Linked DNA regions of Homo sapiens: region 2 is linked to region 1. Evidence: read pairs that join two places in POLR2A ChIA-PET (ENCODE). Cell type or tissue: PC-3. All regions are shown on one strand. Each heading gives the region's core, and the rest is flanking DNA. Links, peaks and the distances in the headings are about the cores only. Region 1 holds the start of LOC124901094 (a long non-coding RNA gene). Region 2 has its middle 21 kb from the start of DELE1.

What was found. ChIA-PET counts read pairs that join two places held together with the same protein. Peaks named below come from ENCODE experiments on the same cell type or tissue, not always from the same donor. Only the 100,000 strongest peaks of a DNase experiment are listed, where the experiment ranks them.
Region 2: POLR2A ChIA-PET joins it to region 1 with 16 read pairs; 5 of 35 experiments call an interaction of 5 or more read pairs at or near these places.

The regions. Positions count from the first base shown.
Region 1 is chr5:141,769,329-141,781,876 of GRCh38, reverse strand. It overlaps LOC124901094 (a long non-coding RNA gene), which reads left to right and starts at 6,656. Exons shown (of 2, transcript XR_007058975.1): 1 at 6,656-6,967; 2 at 11,540-12,548. In PC-3, for the core only: no CTCF peak of the experiment used is centred there; no DNase peak of the experiment used is centred there.
Region 2 is chr5:141,896,155-141,908,702 of GRCh38, reverse strand. It overlaps the pseudogene LOC729080. Among named protein-coding and RNA genes, the nearest start is that of DELE1, 21 kb to the left of the region's middle. In PC-3, for the core only: no CTCF peak of the experiment used is centred there; no DNase peak of the experiment used is centred there.

The sequences.
Region 1 (12,548 bases), core at 4,590-9,589:
AAGCTCTCTGAAAACCAACAGTACAAGGGAGGCTTAATGGTGGCACAGGCTTGCTGCGTCTTCCCCAGTAATGATTTAATCATTTGTTTAGAATTTCCTGTGGCATTAATGATTATCCCCCAGAACGGGGGGAATAATTGGCTGTGTTCTCTTGGTGAGCGAGCTCCCTGTTGGCGGGGAGCTGAGCCTGTTCTTCTGTATTCTTCCTCTCTCACCTGCCTGCCACTCACTTGCTGGGTGATGGAGATGGATGAGCTCATGTGTGCAAAGGGGCTGGGAGGACACCTGGAGGCTGCAGGGAGTTGGGCGACGGGGGGACCGAGAAAGAGATACACAGAAATGCAGAGACCGTGGAGAAGTAGCAAGAATCAGAGACCGAGAGAGAAAATGATATTGCGAGTTTGTGTTCTTAGGCTGAGTAATCCCCAAACTGAGCTCACAGCTTCAGTTCTTCCTAGTAGCTTCACTCCTCATTTTGCAAAACCTTCTGTGCATGAACGTGTACTCTTGTGTGTATGCACATGTGGGCATCTCTAGAGCAGTGGTTCTCAGAGTGTAGTACTCGGGCCAGCAGCATCAGCAGCACTTGATGTGCTTGAAATGCACATTTTCAGGCCCCTCCCCAAACCTACTGAATCAGAAACCCAAGAAGTGGGGCTTAGCACTCAAATAGGATTTCTAGGTGATTCTGGTGCACCCAAATTTGAGAAGCCCTGTTCTGATGTATACAGTGTGTAGAGATGTGTGAGGTGGATGCATGTGCCATGTGAACATGGCCACGTGGACACACATGCGGGTGTCTGAGCATTGGAAACTGCAGCAGCAAAAGCCCAGGCAGAAATCAGGCCCCTGCCAGAGAGCCCAGGGGTGCCTGTTATTTGGAAGAAGGGGCTCAGGTCCAGCAGCAACTCCCCCATCATATCCACCTACCCCTTGGTGGCCACAAGACTCCACTACCTGGGATAAGAGGGGGCTGCTGTCCCTGCCAAGGCTTCCATAAAGTTGGCCTGTCAGCAGGATCTGCGGGGAGCTGCTAGTCTCATCCCTGACACTCCAGCGTGGCTGAAAGAGGGACTGCATCCTGGCCCCAGTACTCTAGGGATTTATAGTCCTAGGGACCCGTCCCGCTCCTCCTTGCTGCTCTTGGGCCTGAAGAAGTGAGTTTTCAGGGATTAACTGATTTAAGGAGGATTATGCAGGGCTAGGGGGAATGAATTATCAGCGGAGAGAACCGCAGCACCCACCTGCTGGAGCAGCCAGCAGTGCAGCATCACTGAGGCCTGCGGATGATATTTCAGGAGGAGGTGGGTAGGGTGAGAGAGACCCTTCAGGCTCTGAGGGTAGCTCCCAGGTGTGAAGGTGCTGCGTTGGGGAGGGGAGGGGAGGGGAGGGTAAAGGATAGGGGAGGAAAGGAGTCTGGGGAAGGAGGGGGCCGGTGGAGGAGGAGGATGAATAATTTGGTTAGGTAGAGGGGGAGGCCACAGGAGGGTGGATAGACTGATAGAAGGAAGGAAGGGAGGGAGAAGGGAGGGGTGGGTGAAGAGAGCACAGAGGGAGAAGCTCTGGATGGAGAGGGGAAGATAAGGAGAGGTGGGGATGCCAGGACAGTCGAATAAAGCAGTGCAATCTCAGGGGAGTCTGTAGGGAAGCTGGCGGGAGGGAAGTCACTAGGGAGTGGGGGCTCCATGCTTCGGGAGGAGGGGTGATGGGGGCCTCTCCCACCCTAGGCTAACCTGAGGGAAGGGGCATGGGCTTGAACTTCACAAGTAATCTTAGAAAAGTGAGCTGATTATTGAGTTTTGTATTTAACAAGACAAAAAAGTGGAAGGAGTATGAATAATTAGGAAGTAATGAAGACTTTGCAAAAATAGCATTTTATTTTTAAAAATTAGCAAAGAAAATATTGAGAACATGTGCAAATTGGCCATCTTGGCCAGGTGAGTGAGTCAGCAACCCCTGACAGCCCAGCTGGGCCTGGGGATGTGAGGAGGAAGCAGCCAGGCGGCCAAATCCTGCCAGAGAGTGGGTGGGGACGTTGACATCATTCACCTCCCCCCTGCTTCCCAGCCTGCGGCTTGGCTCACTCTGCTGGGGCACCTGGGACCCATTTGGGGGGAGACCGTGGCAGTCCCCAGCATGATGCTGACCTCAAACGTCTAGGCCCAAACCCCCAGCATCTCTTGCTTCCTTTAATTACCACTGGGGTCCTGTCATCCATTAATTTTGTGCAACCCTTTCTGAACTCCATTCTATTTTCAGCTTGTGAAGACCCCTTGGGGGTAACAAATTCCAGAAGTTGGACAGCAGCTGGTTAAAGCAGGACTTCCCTTTAGAAATCCTAAATTAAGTAACAACAGCTTTAGAAGGGACCTCCTGGTTCTGGGCTGATGCTTCCTTAGCAGTAACTTGGGAGGTTTGGGTCAACACTACCCCCTCGGCCCTCTGCAAGATTTCTAATAGCCCCTTTGCTCCTACATTCCAAATGTTCTGAGCTTTGAGGTCAGACAGATTTAGGCCCAAACAGGGACTCTACCACTTCCTGGTTGTGTGACCTTTAGCAAATCACTTATCTTTCTGTCTTCAGTGTTTCCATCTGAAAAATGATAAATAATCATACCTTCTATTTCCAAGATTGTTGGGACATGATAAAATAATGTATGCAAATCAACTCAAATAGTTCTTGGCACATGGTAAGTGGGAGCTCTGTGGAGCACCCACTCTGTGCCAAATGCTGTTCTACGGGCAGGTGATAGAATACGACAGGGAGGCCCCTGCCCTCAGGGAGCTTCCATCCCAGGAGGATGCTGGAGATGACCATAGGCCCGGAAGCAAATCAGTGGGGGATTCCAAAGAGTGATCTGAGCTATGAGGACAATGAAAAGGTCACGGGCAGGTGGGGGATAGATGGCTCATCAGGGAAGGCCTTTCTGGTAAAGTGACATTTGGGCTGTGACATGTGAGCTGAGAAGAAGCCAGATGAGTGTGGATGTGGAGGAGGCATTCTTGTGAGTAGTCTCAGGATTTGTGCGATCCCAGGGGAGTCTGTAGGGAAGCTGGCTGGAGGGAAGTCACTAGGGAGTGGGGGCTCCCTGCTTAGGGAGGAGGGGTCACGGGGGCCTCTCCCACCCTAGGCTAACCTGAGGGAAGGGGCATGGGCTTGAACTTCACAAGTAATCTGAGGAACTACTTACAAATCCTGAGATTTGTAAGTAGTTCAGGGCCACATTTTTTGCATCCTGAATGGTTTCATAGAATTGGACTCCTTGCCCCTCATCCCAACTCTTTATCTCAGGTTTCCCCTGTCTCTGCGCTTAGAGTCCTCTTGTCTGTTAATGGGTCCCGGGTCTGGGAAAGTGGTAGAGCAAACGGGGCTAAGAGCCCCGCCTCCTCCTTCCCTCACTCCCTCACTCCCACACGGTCCCTCCCGTGGTTCTCCTGCCGCCTCGCTGGCTGCCCAGGGTGATGGATGCCTCCTTGCAGGGCTGAGTCATGTGTGCCTCTTGCAAGCTCTGGGCAACATCTCTGTTACTGCTGTGCTCCCTGCTCCACTCCCCTGTGGGAAGGCAGATTTATAGGGGTTTTCCCCGGGGACTGCACGTGCATCTGCTTCACCCTGGCTTGGAGGCTGCAGGAGAATGGGCCGCTGCACAGAGAAATTTTCTTCAATGCACAGATGGGGAAACTGAGACCTGGAAGGGAGAAGAGGCTCCTAAGGTTGTGCTGCCACTGAGCAGGGGGCTGAGCAGGGGCTTGAGGCCTGATCTCCAGACTCGGTCCAGAGCTCTCTTTCCTGGCACACTTGGCTGTTGGCCCAAATTTAGGTCTTTGTCAGGGTCTTAGCTTCTCAAATTCCAGACCTAGGTCTGTGCAGCCCTCTCTGAGGAGCCCCAGCCCAGCACTCTGTGTAAGTAGCCTCTATTAGTAGTGATGGCCTAGAGTGCTGTGTTGAGGTTTTTGATGCTGCACGGGGCTTCATAGGAAAGTGTTATACAATAGTCCAGTGCTTCTCAAACTCCAATGTGCATCAGAATCACCTGGAGGACTTGTTAAGCCACAGATTGCTGGCTTTTACCCCTAGAGTTTCCCATTCAAGGGGTCTGGTGTGAAGTCTGATGATTTGCATTCCTAAGAAATTCTCAGGTGATGCTGATGCTGCTGGTCTGAGGCCCACACTTTGAGAACCTCTGCTGTAATTGATTAGTGCTGTCTGCTCTGGGCATGAGAATAGGGAATTGTGACAAGTATGGCATATATTTGCCATTCCTCTTCTAGTAGGACTGTGGAATCTTTTTCTTATAAATTATAAATCTATAAATAAATTGTAAATCTTTATTTTGTAGGCAGCCAGAGTAATTTTTTCAAAATACAAACCTAATCATATGACTTAAAATCCTTTGAGGAACCTGCAGACAAAGAGAAAATGATATAGTGTCTTACCCAGTGCAGCCACTGCCCACCGTCATAGCCCATCTTACATCACATGGCCACCTATGTCTCCCTCCAGTCCATCTCATTGTCTAGCATAGCTTTGGCCACAGGGCATTTGCACATACTGTTCCCACTGCCTGGAATGCTCCTACTGTCCAGTTAGGCTCCTTGCCTAATGAACTCCAACTCGTTTAGAGACCTCAGATCAGTCATTGTTTCTTCAGGGACGCTGTCCCCAACCTTTCTGTTCTGGTCAAATTCTCCCATCATGTGTTCTCACAGCCAGGTGAGCCTCTTCTGTGGTGTGTTTAGCACAATTATAGTTCCATGGAAGTGGTTATTTGATTAATGTCTGTCTAGACCAGACTAAGGGACCCAGCTCTAGGAAGGACAGAAACCATATATTCTTTCTACTTATTATTGATTCCACAGAGCCCAGCATGGTGCCTGTTATATAGTAGGGGCTCTGTAAATATTTGTAGAAAGAGAGCAAGAGGAGACGATGTTGTGAATTTCCACTGGGCTATTGTTTAAGATTTTGCTGGAAGGGGAAGGACGGACGTGGTCAACCAGCAACCAGCAAATGTTTATTGAGCACCTACTGTGTTTCAAGGTATTTGGGACTCAAGGCCTTGAGGTTTCTTTGCCTTAGCCAAGAACAATCTCCGAGGTGGACAGTGAGAAGGGGGAAAAGAAACTTGAATTTACTGCACCCTCTCAGTGGGCTGGTCTTTTGCTTTACGTATGCTGTCTTGTTGCATTCTCAGAATGGGTCAGCACTATTCCCATTTTCCAGATGAAGAAACTGAGGTTCTGAGAGGACAAGTGGATTGTGTCTGAGGCCTGTGCATGAATTCCTTTCTTCCTTCCACCCTAGTAAAGTGTGAGGGGGCCCAATAAGGAAGAGCACAGATGTTAGAGTGGCTGAGAGGAGGGACTCTATATTCTGGTCAAGTAATTCAGGCTATTCTTTCACCAATTTTATAGACCTTGTTGCTGGTGGCACAGGTTATTCAGCAGTGGAAAGACAAAGTCCCTGCCCTCATAGAGCTTACATTCTAGTTACAGGAGACATGGAACAAATAAACAGATAAATAAGTTATTGTCAGATGGTGTAAATTCTGTGAAGGAACTAAATTGGGGTAATGGGCCAGCAAGTGGATATGGGATATATTTTATCTTTGAGACAGGGTCTCACTCTGTTGCCCAGACTAGGGCTGGAGTGCAGAGGTGGGAATCGTAGCTCACTACAGCCTCAAACTCATGGGCTCAAGTGATCCTCCCACCTCAGTCTGTAGCTGGGACTACAGGAGCAAGCCACCATGTCCAGCTATTTTTTAAAGAATATTTTGTAGGGATGGGGTCTCACTATGTTGCCTAGGCTGATCTCGAGCTCCTGGGCTCAAGTGATCTTCCTGCCTTGGCCTCCAAAGTGCTGGGATTATAGGCACGAGCCACGATGCTCGGCCAGAAGATATTTTAAATGCAGGCTTCAAGGAAGGCCTTTTGGAGTAGGTCAGTGGTCTCCAACCTTTTTGGCACCAGGGACCAGTTTCATGGAAGGCAATTTTTCCATGGACCCCGGGTGGGGGTCGCAGTGGTGGTGATGGTTTCAGGATGAAACTGTTCCACCTCAGATCATTAGGCATTAGATTATCATAAGGAGTACGCAACCTAGACCCCTTGCATGCGCAGTTCACAATAGGGTTCACGCTCCTATGAGAATCTAAAGCATTCTCTGACAGGAGGCAGAGTTCAGGTGGTACCGGTCTGTGGCCTGGGGGTTAGGGAACCCTGGAGTAGGTGACATTTAAACTGAGGCCTAAATTATGAGAAGGATCCAACCAGGGCCCACTTCTCCATTAAGGACAGTAGCACAGTGCCCACAATACTTTTAGGGGCCCTCAAAATATTTTAATTTCTTTTAAAATCAGAAGAAAACAATGAACTTTTAGGTTAAAGAAACTATAGGTTAAAATAGTTTCTTTCTTTTTTTTTTTTTTTTTTGAGAGTCTCGTTCTGTCACCCATGCTGGAGTGCAATGGCGTGATCTCGGCTCACTGTAACCTCCATCTCCCAGATTCCAGCAATTCTCGTGCCTTGGCTTCCCGAGTAGCTAAGATTACAGGCACACACCTCCACACCCAGCTAATTTTTTGTATTTTTAGTAGAGACGGGGTTTTGCCATGTTGCCCAGGCTGGTCTTGAACTCCTGAGCTCAGGTAATCTGCCAGCCTCAGCCTCCCAAAGTGCTAGGATTACAGGCATGAGCCACCGCGCCCAGCCAAAATAGTTTCTTTAACATAACCATGCTTATACCAATGCAGTACTAAAATATAATTTGTATATATTTTCATGAAGGAAGGGACCCACAAAGGCAAGTGCCTAGGACCCACACAAATCACAGTGTGGCTCTTGCTCCAACCATGGGAGAAGCCACAGAAGAGCATTCCAGGCAGAGGGCACGGCAAGTGCAAAGGTTCTGAGGTGGGAATGAGCTGGACATGTTTGAGAAACAGCAAGAAGGACCTCAAGTGAGGTAAGTAGCTTGGGGAGAGTGATGAGAAATGAATGTGGAGGGTCAGATCGTGGAAGAACTGTGCATAGAGATGCGGGCCAGGGTGAGGAGGTGAGCTGATGACCAAGGGGGCTGCCACTGACTGCTCTTGGGGGCAGCAGGTAGTGAGCTGCTTCTCAGTGTCAGAAGGGCTAGGGCCGTACCTGGGCTAGCAGGGTGACCAGTGTGTCCCCTTTAGGGGAAGGCTTGAATACAAACCTGCCTGCTACATCTTTCCAGCCAAGATGCAGGCCCAGGGAAACCTGTCTCTTGACAACCCACAATCCCTAAGAGATTTCCTGGATCCTCCTGCCCCCGAGGAAAAAAGTGGGCTGTGTCTCAGGCATAGCGCTGAGCAGGTGTTGCTTGGTAGGTGTTTCTGAGTTGGGGGCTGAGCCCCTCTGTCTTGGCCTCATTTCTGGGGCTCACAGCCCCTCCCTGGGACAGCCAGTATTGGAGGGGGGGATGGGACTTCAGCAAGTGAGATACAGTGAGGAGCTATTTAAAGCTGCCGGCAGCTCTCCCCTTCTGTTCGCGGCTCTGCTGGGTGGGAGCTGCCATCGTCACGCACCCACCGGTGCCTCAGGAACACAGCAGCCCAGCGCACCCACACGGAGGCACGTGGAGAGGGTCTTGGTGCACTTCCACAGGCTGGCAGGGGTCCCGCAGCTTGTAGGGCAAGGCTGATAAAGCAGGAATGGACCCTGGACAGCCCCTCACTCTCACCCCGGGTTTCTACCTACAGCCCAGAAAAGTGGCCTACATTTAGGTCACCTGCCCTCCATTGGCTACAAGTGCAAACAATTAGCAGCTTCTTGAGGGTGTTGATGGAGGCAGGGGGGATCTTCAGGCCCTGTGGGACTGGTCGTGCTTCTTGTGCCCTGGAGGTTGTCCCATGCCTTGGGGGAGGAGCGACAGGCACCCAGCCCTCCCAAAGCTGTAGCTTGGAATGAGCGTCTTCCTGGAATGTTCGGGACCCATCCCTGCCCCACTCACACCTCCCAGGGTCCCACCAGAGGAGACTGACTGTAGGGGCTGCCTAGGGCCTGCAGGGGCTAAAAGTGCAAGCTGTGGAGGAAAATGGGCCCTGTTATGAATCCAGGCACGTGACTTGACCTTGTTGAGCCTCAGTTTTCTTCTCTGTGAAGGAGAGAAGGGGGCATTGGGTGTGATGAAGGGGACTTATGAGCCTTTTTCTTCTCTGTGATGTGGGTATAAAAACAGTGTCCACCTCAGATGGTCAGGGAGATTTTGAGTTTAAAATGTCCAGCTTTCTCATAGCCTAGCAGAGTGAGCAATCAATGAGCGAAAGCTTTTACCTATATTATTATTGTTATCGTTTATTTGAAATTGCTCTCCTCTCCCCCAAAACCAAAGGGTCATAGTGGTTCTCTTCAGGACCCGGTGGATGCAGACATAGGCTGCAGGGTCCGGGGGAGGGGAAGCAGCAGGTGAGTTTGGCCTCTGGGTGACTATGTGCCATCTGTGGCCTGGACACACACTGGCCCCTGGCACTTATTGGGACTCCCTGTGAAGTCATCAGCCAGCCTTAATGACTGTTGAAGGCTCCATCCCTGTTCTGATGCTCACCAGCAGAACACCCTGCTCACAGACCCAGGTTCAGGAGCTGTTCTGAACCTCAGGTGAGAACTGCTGATCAACCAGACCAGGGCAAGGGGGAACTTGGGCTCTTCTTTCTGGACCAGACAGACAGTTCTACAGGGTCAACCCTGAAACACAGAACCACCTGCAGGGCCAGACCACAGTGATAAGAGGATCTCTAAGGGGAATGTCCTAAATAGGGAGGACCTCTGGCAACTCAAAACTGCACAGGGAAAGGAGAGATGGGGAAGCCTCAGGACTGAGAGGTGAGGGCTAGAAGCAGCAAAGTGAGTACTGGGAGCAGAGGCCTGCCATTAGGTGCAGCCGGGGAGACAGGCTAGGAGCAGGTAGATGGAGCTCCAAGGAGCCCACCCAGTGGCCTTTCACCACATCCAGGTTTCTTCATCTCCTTTAATACCTCCTTCTGACCCATCCACTTCATCCACATTCACCATCCCTTGAACAAACCTCATGCAATGTCCCATCACTCCAGCCAGTGTCCCCTTCATCACACCAAATGCCCCTTCTCCCTTCTAGGCCCTTTTCACTGAACCTCCTTCACTTTCATCCCATCTGATTGCATCCCAAGGTGCTACGACCTCCACCTAACCCCTCCATTATCCCACCCAGGGTCCTCTCCAGGCATCCCCAAGTCCTCTGCCAAAGTCCCAGGACTCCAACTTCAGCCCAGCTAGTTCCCTTTTCCAGGTCCCCATCACCCCCCCTCCGTGAGCCGCCCCGGAGCTGAATCAGAGCCATAGAACTAACATTTTGCACACACGTCTCTCCAGATGACAGGCAAGCTGGGCCTTCTGCCCTCGGCCCACACATACCCGTGCTCAGGAAGCACAGAAAGCCAGGGCTGCACCCCACATGGGTGAGGAAGAGGGCTGGGGGTGGGGGTAGGGGCCCTTCCCTGCCGGAGAGCTAGCCCGGCCCTGGCCCCTCGGGCCTTTGTTCAAGGCTTGGGACTCACATTTTAGGGAGCAGAACATGTGTGAGATGGAGAAATACACAGGGCTGGTAGACAGAGGCAGCGAGAGAGCTCCTATCAGAGACAGGGACAGGACAGAGCAAGGCGTGACAGGGAAACAGGGAAGGAGAGAGAGGCAGGGATGGAGGCTGAATTAAGACAGAGATCAGAGATGGACAAGGAGAGACAGAAATAGGAAAAGAGAAAGGGAGAGTAACTGAGGGAAAAAGCAAACACTCACAGGGAGGGAACCCGGAAGAAAGGAAGCAGAGATGAGCAAAAGGAAGAGGAGGCATTTGTGAGCCTGGGGGAGGGAGAAGAAAAGGGACCCTGAGAAGGATCGAGAGCTCAGATGGGAAGGAGCCGTCAGGAGCCTGAGCAGACCCTGAAGAGAGGCCTCCGAGAAGCTCAGGAAAAACAGAACCCAGGGCTTCTGCAGGATGATCCAGGGCTGTGCCTGGAGCAGGAGAGCAGAGGCAGCTCCCAGGACTCAGAGGGGAGCTGCTGGCAGGTGCACTGAAATTACTGGGGAGGACCATGCACTCCCTGACCTGGCAGAGCCTGGGCCCAGGACTTGGGCCAGGAAGGGTTGGGCTGATCCCAGAGCAGGCCTCCTGACGCTAGCCAGTGTTCTTTTGCTACCCAGCATTGCTTCTGTCCATATTCCTAATAGCACCATTTATTTGAGAACCTACAAGGTAACAGGTACTTACAGCCATTCTCTCTTCCAATCCTTTCACAAAATGCTTGCAAGACCAAATCATTGTTACCCCCTCAGATGCAAAAACTGAGACTCAGAAACATGAAGAACCTTGTCTAGATCTGACTCCACCATGTTACCTATGAGCCTTTTTTCTAGCAGTACTGTGAAGTCTCATCTAAGCATTCACATTTTGTGAGTCTGCAGTTTGCCCATTCACCAACACATACACATGGGTGGACCCCAGGAGACACACACATGCACACACACAAAGGTATCCCCAGAGGGGACTCGGTATCTGTCCTTCATCTGTCCCATGGCTTCCCCACCCCCAGCCCCAGCTCCTCTTGCTTCCCCTCCACAGTATCTCAGATCACCTCCCTCTAGCTCAGCAGCTAAGCACAAGGATGACGTCATTCCTTTTATTTAAAGAAAAGGGCTGAGCTGGAGCTCAGGATGGGGGACCATGTGGGAGCAAAAGCCAAGTGACTGGCCTCCCAGCTCCTGGCCTCTTCTATTCCCCAACCCGCAGTCTGCTGAGCTGCCTCACGACTCCTGCCACATCCCCTGAGAAGCACCCCAGAGAGGGCCCTACTCAGCATGGGAGCAGTATGGGGAGACCAACAGGTTAACCAAGAAGCAAGAGTTCTGTGAGGGTGTTACCAGCTAGTGTGTTTGTTAAGGGCTCTCTGAAGTCAAGATACATGCTTTTGTTAAAGGCATACAGGGGAAACTGAGGCTCCAGGACATTAAGTCATCCAAGGTGGTTATCTGTGCATGGCATTCCAGTAGGAGGGTGCCAGGGAGGAGGACCAAGTAGGGAACTTACTACCAGAATCACTAGGTCTAAGTTCTTTCTCTTTCATGCTCTAATGGTCAGACTCTAACCACCTGTTTCTTCCTGGAACACCTGAGAGGGGGCTTTAGCACAGAAAGAGCCCCTGGCCCAGGAGTAGGTCTGCTCAGCTGCTGTGGCCTGAGTTCTCATCCATGCCAGGACCTCTCAGCAATATCTCCAACTATTTCATGCCCCAGCCTCACTCCCTTCTGGAAGGTCCTTTTTTGAGGGGTATGGAGCATTTAGTACCTCATTTAAATCTAACAACATTGCTAAGAGATTGGTACAACTATTACCTCATTTTACAGACCAGGCAACTGAGGCTTGGAAAGGGTAAGCTACCTGCCCAAGTCACACAGCTGGTAAGTGGCAAAGCCGGAGTACAAACCCAGGCCTGTCATGTTCTAAAGCCACTATCCTCTGCTTCTTACTATTCTGCAGGACTCTCCCCCAAGACCCCCTGTGCTCCCCCGCAATGGACTGAATGTTCGTCTCCTCCAAATTCATATACTGAAATCCTAACCTCCAAGGTGGAGCCTTTGGAAGGGGATTAGGTCAGGAAGTCAGAACCCTCGTAAATGGAATTAGTATCCTAATAAAATAGATCCTTGAGAGCTCCTTCACTCCTTCTGCCATGTGAAGACACAGCAAAAAGGCACCGTCTAGGAAAAGTGGGCCCTTGCCACACACCGAATCTGCTGGCACTTTGATCTTGGACTTTCCAGCCTCCAGAACTGTGAGAAATCAATTTTTATTGTTTTCAAGCTCCCTATTTTATGATATTTTGTTGTAGCAGCTGAAACAGACTAAGACATCCCTGAATGAGGTTAAGAGGTTTATTGAGTCTGCAAGCCTTTCTTCTCTACAACTTTATCCCAGCAAGAGACTCCACACCAGGGGACTGGGTGGAGTCCCACTCTCTTTTGTTCCCCCATCAGTTTCCAAGGTCCCTAACTCTGGCAGTCTTTAGTGAGTCCCTGCCAGAAACAGGCAGAGATGCTCGTTCTATATTTTATTTAGCCACTAATTGCCTGCATTTAAAAGGCATCACAGTGCCATCCACGTCCTCTGCTTCATGCCCTGATGCGTGTTTCTGCATGAAGGGACACGGGGCAGGGGAGTGAGGGGGAGAGGGGCCACAGTCTCCCCAGTGACAGCTTTAAAAGCCTGACCCCAGTGCTGAGTGCTGGAGGATGTCAGGTTGTCACCCTGAGAAGCGAGAGGAGGCATGCAGGGGCTGGGGCCTCTGCAGAAAGGAGGAGAGAGGTCAGGGCCCTGGCGAGGGCCAGGAAAGAGTTGTGGGGGGGCACTCCATGTCCCCACTCACCCCTAGGATGAGGGCCCGGCTGATGGAGATCTACCCAGAATGCCTTGTTTTCAGCTCCACTTTCCAGCCTGGAGGACTCTGCAATAAGCAGCTGCCTGGAAAAGGGTATGGTACGGGCCGCAG
Region 2 (12,548 bases), core at 3,533-8,532, 130 kb before region 1:
TTTTGGCTATTGTGAATATTGCTACTGTGAATATTTATATACAAGTATTTGAGTACCTACTTTCAAGTCTCTTGGGTATACCCCTACGAATGAAACTGCTGGGTCATACGGCAATTCTATGTTTAACATTTTAAGGAACCACCAACTGTTTTCCACAGTGGCTGTACCATTTTATGTTCCCATCAGGAAGGCCCAAGGGTTTCAGTGTCCCCACATTCTTGCCAATACTTGTTCTTTTCCTTAATTATAGCCATCACAGTGGGTATAAAGTGGTATCTCATTGTAGTTTTGATTTGCATTTCCGTAATGACTAATGATGTTGAGCATCTTTTCATGTACTTTTTGGCCATTTATATGTCTTCTTTAGAGAAATGTCTATTCAAGTCCTTTGCTCATTTAAAAAATTGAGTTATCTAGGCCAGGCAGGGTGCTCACACCTGCAATCCCAGCACTTTGGGAGGCCAAAGAGTGTGGATCACTTGAGCCCAAGAGTTTGAGACCAGCTGGGGCAACATGGCAAAACCCCATCTCTACGAAAAAATACAAAAAATTAGCCTGGCATGGTGGCACCTGTAGTCCCAGCTACTCAGGAGGCTCAGGTGGGAGGATCACTTGAGCCCCAGGAAGGTTGAGGCTGCAATGAACTGTGATCTTTCCACTGTACTCTAGCCTGGGTGACAGAGTGAGACCTTGTCTCAGAAAAAAAGGATTGTCTTTTTGTTATCAAATTATGAGTCCTTTATATATTCTGGATACTAGAAGTTTATTGGATATGTGATTTGCAAATTGACAAATGAAATGAAAAGTGTCTTTTCACTTTCTTGAAGATGTTCTCTGATGCATGAAAGTTTTTAATTTTGCTGAAGTCCAGTGTATCCATACTTACTTTTTGTTGCATGTGGTTTTGATATCATGTTTAAGAAACCATTGCCAGGCCGAGCGTGGTGTCTCATGCCTGTAATCCCAGCACTTTGGGAGGCTGAGGCGGGCAGATCACCTAAGGTCAGGAGTTCGAGACCAGCCTGGCCAACATGGTGGAACCCTGTCTCTACTAAAAAATATAAAAATTAGCCGGGCGTGATGGCCGGCACTTTGCTCCCAGCTACTTGGGAGGCAGAGGCAGGAGAATCGTTTGAACCCGGGAGGCGGATGTTGCAGTGAGCCGAGATTGAGCCATTGCACTCAAGCCTGGGGGATGAAAGCAAGACCGCTCTCAAAAAAAAAAAAAAAAAAAAAAGAAACCATTGCCAAATCCAAAGTCATGAATATTTACCCTTATGTTTTCTCCTAAAGGTTTTACACTTTTTGCTCTTACATTTAGGTATTTGATACATAATGAGTTCAAAATTTTTGTTTGTTTTTTGTTTTTGTTTTAGGCCACTAAGTTTGTGGTAATTTGTTACATAGCAATAGAAAGCTAATACAGGACCAGAGCAAGAAAAGTTTCTGAAGCTATTGCAGGTATGATATAAGCTGCTTTCCTGCTTGGGCCTTATGACCCAGCAGATTCAACAGTGCTCCAAATGTCTATTGCAGATAGGAATGCTGGTGAACCATCTGGGAATCCCTGATAGAGGAATCATGACGTAGACTCCTAGAGTTTTGTATTGCAGCTATGTCTTTTTACACAAATAACTCATTCACACTTTGAAAAAATAAAATATACAGCTCCTGGGCTTGTTCCTGGGCTCTGGTGGAGACCAAATGCCTGACCTAGGATGCCAAGTGAACATGTAGCATTTACCCATTTATCATAAGGGGTATTTTAAAGATGAACAGCCAGATGGAGAGATGGATAGGTCAAGCCATGTGGGAAGGGGCATAGAGCTTTCATACATCTCTAGGCATGCCACCTTCCCTCCAAGTATCTTCATGTGTTCAGCTATCCAGAAGCTCCTTAGTGAGTTAATATTTGTATATGGTACGAGGTAAGGGGTCCAACTTTCTTCTTTGTTCTTCTTTCTTTCTCCTTCTTCTTCCTTCTTCTTCCTCCTTCTTTCTCTTCCTCCTCCTCCTCTTCCTTCCTCTTCTTCTTCTCCTCCTTCTCCTTCTTCTTCCTTTTTTGTATGTGGATATCCAGTTGTCCCAGCACTATTTGTTGAAGACACTATTTTTTGCCCATTGAATGCTCTTGGCACCCTTGTCAAAAATCAATTGACCCCATAGCTGTATTAGTATATTTTTGGACTCTCAATTCTATTTCGTTGATATATATCTCTCTATCCTTTATGCTACTATCACACTATTTTGATTACTGTAGCTTTGTAATACGTTTTGAAATCAGGAAGTGTAAGTCTTCCAGCTTTGTTCTTCTTTTTCAAGATTGCTTTGGCTATTTGGGGTCCGCTGCAATTCCATTTGAATTTAAGGATTGGCTTTTCCATTTCTGCATTGAGTCAAAAGCTCTGAAGGTAAAGCCAAGGAATCTGCTTTTTTTAAAAAAAATAAGTTTTGATTGTGAGTAAAATACACACAACATAAATTTTACCACTTTAACCATTTCTAAATGTACAGTTAAGTACATTCACATTTTTATGCAGTCAATACCCAGAACTTTTTCATCTTGCAAAACTGAAACTATACCCATTAAACAACCCCCCTTTTCCTCCTACCCCTGGAACCTGATAACCACCATTCTACTTTCTGTCTCTATGAGTTGGACTACTCTAGGTACTTCATATAAGTGGAATCATATAGTAGTTGTCTTTTTGCGACTGGCTTATTTCACTAATGTCCTCAAGTTTCATCCATGTTGTAGCATGTGTTTGAATTTCCTTTCTTTTTAGGGTTGAATAATATTCCATTGTAAGGATATACCACATTTTCTTTACGTATTCAGCTATCAGTGAACATTGGAGTTGCTTCCACTTTGGCTATTGTTGAATAATGCTGTTATAAACATGGGCATACAAATATCTCCTCAAGGCCCTGCTTTCAATTATTTTGAATTTATATCCAGAGGTAAAATTACTGGATCATATGGTAATTCAATTTTTAGCTTTTTGAGGAACCACCGTACTATTTTCCATAGCAGCTGTACCATTTTATCCTCCCACAAAAGCTTCCGTTTTTCACATCCTCACTTTTTTTTTTTTTTGAGATGGAGTCTCACTCAGCCACCCAGGCTGGAGTACAGTGGCGCAATCTCGGCTCACTACAACCACGGTCTCCCGGGTTCAAGTGATTCTCCCGTCTCAGCCTCCCGAGTAGCTGGGATTACAGGCACCCGCCATCATGCCTGGCTAATTTTTGTATTTTGGTAGAGACGGGGTTTCACCATGTTGGCCAGGCTGGTCTTGAACTCCTGACCTCAAGTGATCCACCTGCCTTGGCCTCCCAAAGTGCTAGGATTACAGGTGTGAGCCACAGTGCCCAGCTTCTTTCTTTCTCATTTTTAGGGGGGGATAGTGTGTGGTGATATTGCATTGTGGTTTTGATTTTCGCATAGGAATTTGCCTTTTTAAATGAACTTTTTATTTTGGAATGATTTTAGATTTACAGAAAAGTTACAAAGATAGTACAGAGGGTTCCTGCACATCTTTCATTTGGTTTCCATTTCCCCTAATGTTATCATCTTACATTACAATGGCACTTTGACAAAACTTGGAATCTGCTTTGTACTAAGCACGTGCGTGTGCACACACATGTGCACATCACTTATACTCATTATTTATTTATTTATTTGAGACAGGCTCTTATTCTGTCACCCAGGCTGGAGTGCAGGGTGTGATCTCAGCTCACTGCAACCCCCGCCTGCCAGGCTTAAGTGATCCTCCTGCCTCAGCCTCCTGAGTAGTTGGGACTACATGCACATGCTACCACATCCAGCTAGTTTTTTGTATTTTTCTGTAGAGACAGAGTTTTGCCATGTTGCCCAGGCTGGTCTCGAACTCCCGGGCTCTAGGGATCCACCCACCTTGGCCTCCCAAAGTGATGGGATTACCGGCATGAGCCACTGCGCCTGGCCGTGATTCTTACTTGCACTACAGTTTGAGAGCCACTAATCTAGGGGTCAGGAAAGTCCTTCCAGGGAAATACCTTTCAGCTGTTACTTGAAAGATGTGCATGAGTGAGTAAAAGGAACAGTGTGTGATCCAGGCAAAGGAAACAAACTGTGCCAAAGCCTGGGGGTAATAAAGAACTTGGAACATTTAAGGATAATCATAATAGCGGTAATAGTAATTTATTGACACTTACCATATGCCAAGCACTGGTAAGCACTTTAGAACATTATTTTACTTAATTTTCCACAACAATCCTATAAAGTGGAAAATATGATCATTTCTATCTTATAGAAGAGGTAACAGAATTGAAAGAAGTAACTTGCCCAAGGCTACACAACTGTAATGTGGCAAAAGCAAATTTGAACTTAGGTCTTTCTTTCCTGATTCCTTTTCTCCCACTAGGCCCCAGTAAATTTTATTCACCTGCTTGCAGCAAGAAGCAAAACCTTAAATATGTGGCTTTTCCTCCTTCTGGTCTACTCTTCCCACTCTCTTTTCCAGACTTCTCATCCTTCAGGGTTCAGAGAGTTCTTCCCATTCCAAAGCTATTCCTTAATGTTATTCTCTCTCATTGCATTGAAGGCTAAATTAATGAATAAATATAAATAAACAGTCTTAGCAACAATTTGCCTATCTTTCCTGCTGTACTGTCAACTTCATGAAGGCAAGGATCCAATCCGTCTGGTTCACCTAGTACCAGGAAGTGCTTACTAAATATGTGGGGTTTTTTTTGTTTTTTGTTTTTTGTTTGTGAGATGGAGTCTCGCTCTGTCACCCAGGCTGGAGTGCAGTGGCACCATCTCGGCTTACTGCAACTTCTGCCTCCTGGGTTCAAGCGATTCTCCTTGCTTCAGCCTCCCGAGCAGCTGAGATTACAGGCACCCACCACCATGCCTAGCTAATTTTTGTATTTTTTAGTGGAGATGGGGTTTCACCATGTTGGGCAGGCTGGTCTTGAACTCCTGACCTCAAGTTATCCGCCCACCTCCGCCTCCCAAAGTGCTGGGATTACAGGCATGAGCCACCGTGCCTGGCCTAAGTATTTGTTGAATAAATGAAGAAAGATAGGAACTCAAACATGTTTTGGATGTTGAATGAGTGACTTTTATTTTTGAGAAAGAAAAAAATCAAATGGGTTGCTGAATATCATTTAAGATATGAACCACAGGTTCCCTTTTTCTCTAGCAAAAACCTCAACATTGCTGTGCATGGTGGCTTATGCCTGTAATCCCAGCACTTTGGGAGGCCAAGGCAGGCGATTGGTTGAGCTCAGGAGTCTGAGACAGCCTGGGCAATGTGGCGAAACTCCTTCTTTAGAAAAACAAAACAAAACAGAAACAATTAGCGGGGTGTGATGGCACAGGCCTGTAGTCTCAGCTACTTTGGAGGCTGAGGTGGCAGGATCGCTTGAGCCAGGGAGGTGGAGGCTGCAGTCAGACGAGATCATGCCACTGCACTCCAGCCTGGGTGACACAGGGAGACCTTGTCTCAAAACAAACAAAAACCCTCAACCTTGATTTGATTCCCTGGAGAGACTGACCTGAGTCTGACTGACCTGAGAAACATCTCTTTGTTGAGAAGTTCAGATCTGAAGACAGGGGTGGGAAGTCTCTATTCCTGATGCAAAAGATCAAGAGTATCATCAAGAAGAAAATACCATCCTAACAACTTCAGAAAGTCAACTGGCTACAAGGAGGGAAGGGGGCAACTGACCTCCCCAGGTCTGGGGTTCTGCTTTGGGGTTCTGTTTGGGTTCTGTTTGGGGTTTGCTTCTACTCTGGGGTTCTGCTTTCCAGCATAGCACCAGAGTGCTAGCAGAGTGACCATGCTGTAAGCGAAGGCTAACTGCTCCCTACTTCCCCTGGCTCCCCCAGTGTTAAATTAGCTTTATGTCAATACCACACCAGCAGCTGGGATGAATTATTGAAGCTCATTCATCGCAGTGAGCCCAGGTTCCACTTGCTTTATGAAATGGAGGTGAATGTGACCATATTATTTCTATTTGTCTCGTTGCAGTCAGTACATCTTCAGTCTGTTGTTAATATGAAGGGACTCAGCCCTAGGCAGATAATCCCAGCCTCTGCTTCTGATGAGAGCTACAGAGATAAGCATAGTGGGAGTGTCAGAGCACATAAAGTGGGAGGGGAGGAGTGCAGGAACACATCTGCTGGCTCCAAACTCGCAGGGGCTCTTAGTTATCACAATTTACATGGTAGTCCCCAACACCTATTCATATACACATAAGCACAGTCAACACACACATACACACATATATGCACATATACATTCAGAGTCTTAAAGGCACACTCACCAGGGGCCCAGGAACAAAAATGTGGAGCGTGCCAACATTTTAAAGAATTATTTTCTCAAAGATTGTGCACATTTTAAAGGCTTCTCCTCCCCCAATCTTCAGCACCAGTCCTTCTCTAGAAGTGCTGGCTAGCTTGCCCCTGACTCTTGGCAGAGATGGCTGACCTGGAATGTCTAAGGCATGAACAGGGAACCCACTTGTAGGAGGCTCCTGTGTGCATGTGGGAGAGCAGTCTTTCTTCTCTGCTCCCTTCCAACTCCCTCCTGAACTGATGTATGCCTGACTTTCAAGATATATTTCTGTTGCTTGACCCAGATGCCAAAATTATCTGTTATAGCTCTGCATCTATCCATATACACCCGCATTGACATTCACAGTCACAAACATGCAGTCACACTCCTACACACTCATGCTCACACACACACACTACATACCCAGAGCCAGGCCTCCTAGCCATATGGCTTGGTTTGAAGGCTAATGAGAAAGCCTCCTGATCCTATCTGCTGGTCACAAGCCTCTCAAAGATTCCACCATTAAATATTTATCATTTTGGGAGTACTCAGCTAAGAATTAAGACCTCCAGTCAAGGCAACACACCATAAAGTTTTCATCCAACATTTTGGCAGAAGCCCACCTCTACCCAGAAACTTCTTTCTCCTTGACTAGCTGACTCTTACTCATTCTTCAGGTCTGACCCAACCTCCCCTGTTCAGCCCCGACCCCTTACTGTTGAGGGATGGTAAGTTCCCCCATTATCCATGCTCATTACTCTCTGTCATTTTCCTTCCTTGCACTGATTAAACCTGTAATTAAATGATTATTTATGTGATCACATTTATATGGTTTGTGGCCCCATTAGAAAGAGAACTCCAGTTGGTTAGGAGTTGCCTTTCTCTCTGTTCTTCACTATACACCAAGTGCTAGCACAATGCCTGGCACAGAATTGATGTTCAATAAAACTTAAATGGCTGGGCGTAGTGGCTCACGCCTGTAATCCCAGTACTTTGGGAGGCTGAGGCGGGTGGATCACCTGAGGTCAGGAGTTCAAGACCAGCCTGACAAACATGGAGAAACCCTGTCTCTACTAAAAATACAAAATTAGCCGGGCATGGTGGCACATGCCTGTAATCCCAGCTACTAGGGAGGCTGAGGCAGGAGAATCGCTTGAACCTGGGAGGCCTAGGTTGCGGTGAGCCGAGATCACACCATTGCACTCCAGCCTGGGCAACAAGAGCGAAACTCCATCTCAAAAAAAAAAAATTAATTAATTTAAAAAAAATGAAGTTGAATGCTTTGGGGAAAGGACATTAGAGAAGAAGGAAAACAGACAGAAAATGTCAGAACAGATAATTCCAAATCCTTCTGATCTTGGGCCTCTGACTATCACCAGTATGTTCCTTTCTCACCTGCCAGGGTGACACCATGTAACTCTCCTGGGGCATGTTAAGATGCCCAGCAGAGGCCGGGTGCAGTGGCTCAAGCCTGTAATCCCAGGACTTTGGAAGGCTGAGGCAGGTGGATCATTTGAGATCAGGAGTTCGAGACCAGCCTGGTCAACATGGCAAAACCGCCTCTACTAAAAATACAAAAATTAGCCAGGCATGGTGGCATGCACCTGTTGTCCCAGCTACTTGGGAGGCTGAGGCACAAGAATCGCTTGAACCCAGGAGGTGGAGGTTCCAGTGAGCCAACATCATGCCACTGCACTCCAGCCTGGGCAATACAATGAGATTCCATCTCAAAAAAAAAAAAACAAGATGCCCAGTAGAACTACACAGGGACAGCACTAGGATTGAAGCAGACAGAAACTTCTCAGCTGGAGGAAACAGGCCTGAGGGGCATCCTGGCCTGGTCTGGCTCTGCACTTATCCAGAATGTGACTAAGAGTTCATAGTTCTAGACCAAGCTTTGTGTGAGGAACCTTCTATTCCAGATGTTTTCTGGTAATTAAGATGGGAGATGTTTGTTGCCGAGAACATATGGTATTGATAATAATAACAAAAATACTATCAGCTACCATTTATAGAAAGCTTACTATATGCCAGGCACTGGGCTAAGTACTTTATATATAGTTACACATAATTAATTAATCCTCACAACCATCTTGAGAGAAAAATGTACCACTATTTCCATTTTGAGAATAAGTAATTTGCCCAACATCACACAACTGGGAAGCAACTGAGCCAGGACAGGACTCTGAGGCCAAGCTTTGAACCAGCAGGATAGGCTGCCTTCTATTTAAGCCCCGAGGAGATACCAGACCACCTCATACTCACTCAACAGATACAAAGTAGTGCCCTTTAATGGACTTGGGATTTATTTGCAATCTTAGAAGCTGCCACTATTCCCTTGTCTTAGAACCACCAGGATCTGGCTCCTGATTCCTGGAGTCACAGAAGAGAGGTGCCAAAACATCTGGAATTGCAGAAGGAAGCAAATACAGGCAGCTGGGAGGCACCTGATCCTTGGCCTTCTACAGCAAAATACTCCTGAGTCCCTGGCCCTCCTGCTTGGAAGATGGGACCACTTTGAATCTTTTCCCTCTGTATTTCTCTTCTCCCAGTGGTGATCCTGCGGGCTCATTTCTGAATGATGATGGTCTCGAGGCAGGTGACAAGTAAGCCACAAAGGGCCACATAAACCATAACCAGCCAGTGTGAGAGAGAAGCTGCCACTGAAGGTGGGCCCTATTTACTTGGGGCTGCACTCGCGGCCTTGTGTACAGCCACTTGCAGGAAGTGAGAGCTCCAAGCTTTTGACATCAGGTCATGGTGTCTTCTGTTCCCCTCTCTTCCCTGTGGCACTGACTTCAGCTTTGTCCCTTTAATGATTCTGAGTCTGACCTCCATGGCTTCAAATTAAGTCTGGAATCATTTTAAGACTACTATGGGGTGGATACGGTGGCTCATGCCTGTAATCCCAGTACTTTGGGAGGCCGAGGCTGGCAGATCACCTGAGGTTGGAAGTTCGAGACCAGGCTGACCAACATGGAGAAACCCCGTCTCTACTAAAAATACAAAATTGGCTGGTGTGGTGGCGCGTGCCTGTAATCCCAGCTACTCGGGAGGCAGAGGCAGGAGAATCACTTGAACCTGGGAGGCAGAGGTTGCAGTGAGCCGAAATCACGCCATTGCACTCCAGCCTGAGCAACGAGAGCAAAACTCCACCTCAAAAAGAAAAAAAAAAAATGGTCCCTGACTCGTGCCACTTAAACTCGGTCTGAAACAGATACTTCCTGGCTCATCCTTTCAACCTGCATTTATTGTGGTGTTATCTCTCTAATCTGTGGACTCCTAAAGGGCAGGTTTGTATTGAATATGGTCATTTGGCATGCATCCTCTATTCTTATTTTCTTCTAATGTGTTACAGGGACCGGGAAGCTAGAATACATTTCTATGACTCCCTTACAATTAGGCACACTTGTATGACTGTAAGACAGAAAGGAGGAAGATGACTTCTTTCTGCTATTTTGGGCTTTCTGTTGGCAAGCAGGATCCTGGAGACATGGGGTTCTCCTGCAACAGCCATTCAGCTTCCTGATCTCTGCTTTCTAGTTCCTGGATGGCAGATCTCTGACAATGTGTTCTTTAACTCAACAGTTACAGTGGTGGCCTTTTGATTCCCCATCTTACTAATCATGGCAAACATATTCGCTCTCCTGTTGCAGTTTTGGGAAGTCCATTCCACAACTCCTTTCAATGATTGTGTAAACACTAATTCTCTACACTAAGTTCTCCTCAGTTCAAAATACCTAGAGTAGTTTCTGTTTTCCTGCACTGAACTAGGCCCTCAAATAGTTGTGAAATGACTGACTCCTTGGAGAAACAAAGAAAAAAAAAGTCAGTGTTGTGTTGGAGAGAAAAGATTTATTTTCTCATCCACTTCTAGGTTCATGGCCAAGATTCCAATAATAAAAAACAGATTAAGAAGAGAAAAGTATGCAAATGTATTTAATATAAGGTTTACATGACACAGGAGCCTTCATAAGGAAATGAAGACCCCCCCAAAACAGGAAAACTTGTGTATTTATTTAGGCTTAGGTTTGAGGAAGAGTAGAAGTGGTCACTCATGCAGAAGTATGATAGGACAAAAGGGGTGTGATCTAATGGTAATAAACTGGTGGTAGGGGACTTAGCAAGTCCTGTTCAGATTCTTCTGCCTTCAAGAACAAGGAAGTCCCTTTTCTTCAGTATAGGGAGGGTATCTCTGGAATGAGGATTTCATGACCTACTTCAGGAAAGAAAGGAGGGAGAAGGTCAGAGAGTAACCTTCCCAGGTTTTTTTCTTTTCTTTTTTTTGAGATGGAGTTGCACTCTGTCGCCCAGGCTGGAGTGCAGTGGCGTGATCTCGGCTCACTGCAACCTCTGCCTCCTGGGTTCAAGTGATTCTCCTGCCTCAGCCTCCCAAGTAGCTGGGATTACGGGTGCCCACCACCATGCCCGGCTACTTTTTTTTTTTTTGTATTTTTAGTAGAGACGGGGTTTCACCATGTTGGCCAAGCTGGTCTTGAACTCCCGACCTCAGGTGATCCACCAGCTTCAGCCTCCCAAAGCGCTGGGATTACAGGCATGAGCCACTGCGCCCGGCCAACCTTCCCAGGTTTTATGGCCTGCTTCCGGGAAGAAGGGAGAGGGAAAGGTGAGAGTGGTTCTCCTCTGCTGTTTTTTCAAATGCCAAGTTGCCATATTTTGGAGTACGGTATCCTGAACCCCATCATTCTCCTGTCTGAAACTTTCCCAAGAGGCCTCACAGCCCAAAAACTGAGTTGGAAGATTATTGCATAACCCATTGAACCATCTCTCAGTTCCAGGAATAACTCAGTCCAGTTAAATAGTTAACAGTTGTATCTTATTCCAGTTGTTAGGGGGTATTGCAGTCAGGCTTCTACCAAAGTTAGGCCTCTATGTAGTGTAATCAATCAGGCATTTAATAAGAGGCATTTCCAGACAAACAATAGAAAAACAAACATTAACAATTAGAGCAATCCATAAACTCAGTTTTTGAGTCCGGAAGACAGCCAGTCAAAAAAATTTCTAGATTCGAGCTCAAAGCATCTTGAGATGGTAGAATGAGGACAAGTAGTGACAAGCTGATAGATTTTCCTGGTTTGCAGTTTGCATGAGGTGTTCTGGGGAACTTTCTGAGTAGCACATAGAGCAACACGTACAAAAATTGTTCATATATGGCTGTTGTGATTTCTCTAAAGTCTATATGAAGTTGTCCAGCTTTAGCTTGCAGGGCTTTGGAAAAAGGGCAGTTTTAATTTTTAGTGATTCTCAGTCATAAGGTGGGAGAAAAATTGGAAATTGTTTGGAGAGTGATAACCAGATATTGGAGGAAACTAGAAGAATTTAAGATCCAGTCCAGATTATAGGTAGATAACAAAACCTCAGGGCCGGGTGAGGTAGCTCACGCCTGTAATCCCAGCACTTTGGGAGGCCGAGGCGGCTGGATCACGAGGTCAGGAGATCAAGACCATCCTGGCTAACACGGTGAAACCCCGTCTCTACTAAAAAATACAAAAAATTAGCCAGGCATGGTGGCGGGCACCTGTAGTCCCAGCTACTCGGGAGGCTGAGGCAGAAGAATGGCGTAAACCCAGGAGGTGGAGCTTGCAGTGAGCTGAGATCGTGCCACTGCACTCCAGCCTGGGCGACAGAGCAAGACTCCGTCTCAAAAAACAACAACAGCAGCGAACATGGCGCTGTGAGTGGTGCGGAGCGTGCGGGCCCTGCTCTGCACCCTGCACGCCGTCCCGTCACCCGCCGCGCCCTGCCCGCCAAGGCCCTGGCAGCTGGGTGTGGACGCCGTCCGTACGCTGCGCACTGGACCCGCTCTGCTCTGGGTGCGTAAATTCACAGAGAAACATGAATGCGTAACAACAGAAAATGGCATTGGAACAGTGGGAATCAGCAATTTGGCACAGGAAGCTTTGGGAGATGTTGTTTACTATAGTCTGCCTGAAGTTGGGACAAAATTGAACAAACAAGATGAGTTTGGTGCTTTGGAAAGTGTGAAAGCTGCTAGTGAACTCTGTTCTCCTTTATCAGGAGAAGTAACTGAAATTAATGAAGCTCTTGCAGAAAATCCAGGACTTGTAAACAAATCTTGTTATGAAGATGGTTGGCAGATCAAGATGACACTGAGTAACCCTTCAGAACTAGATGAACTTATGAGTGAAGAAGCTTATGAGAAATACATAAAATCTATTGAGGAGTGAAAATGGAACTCCT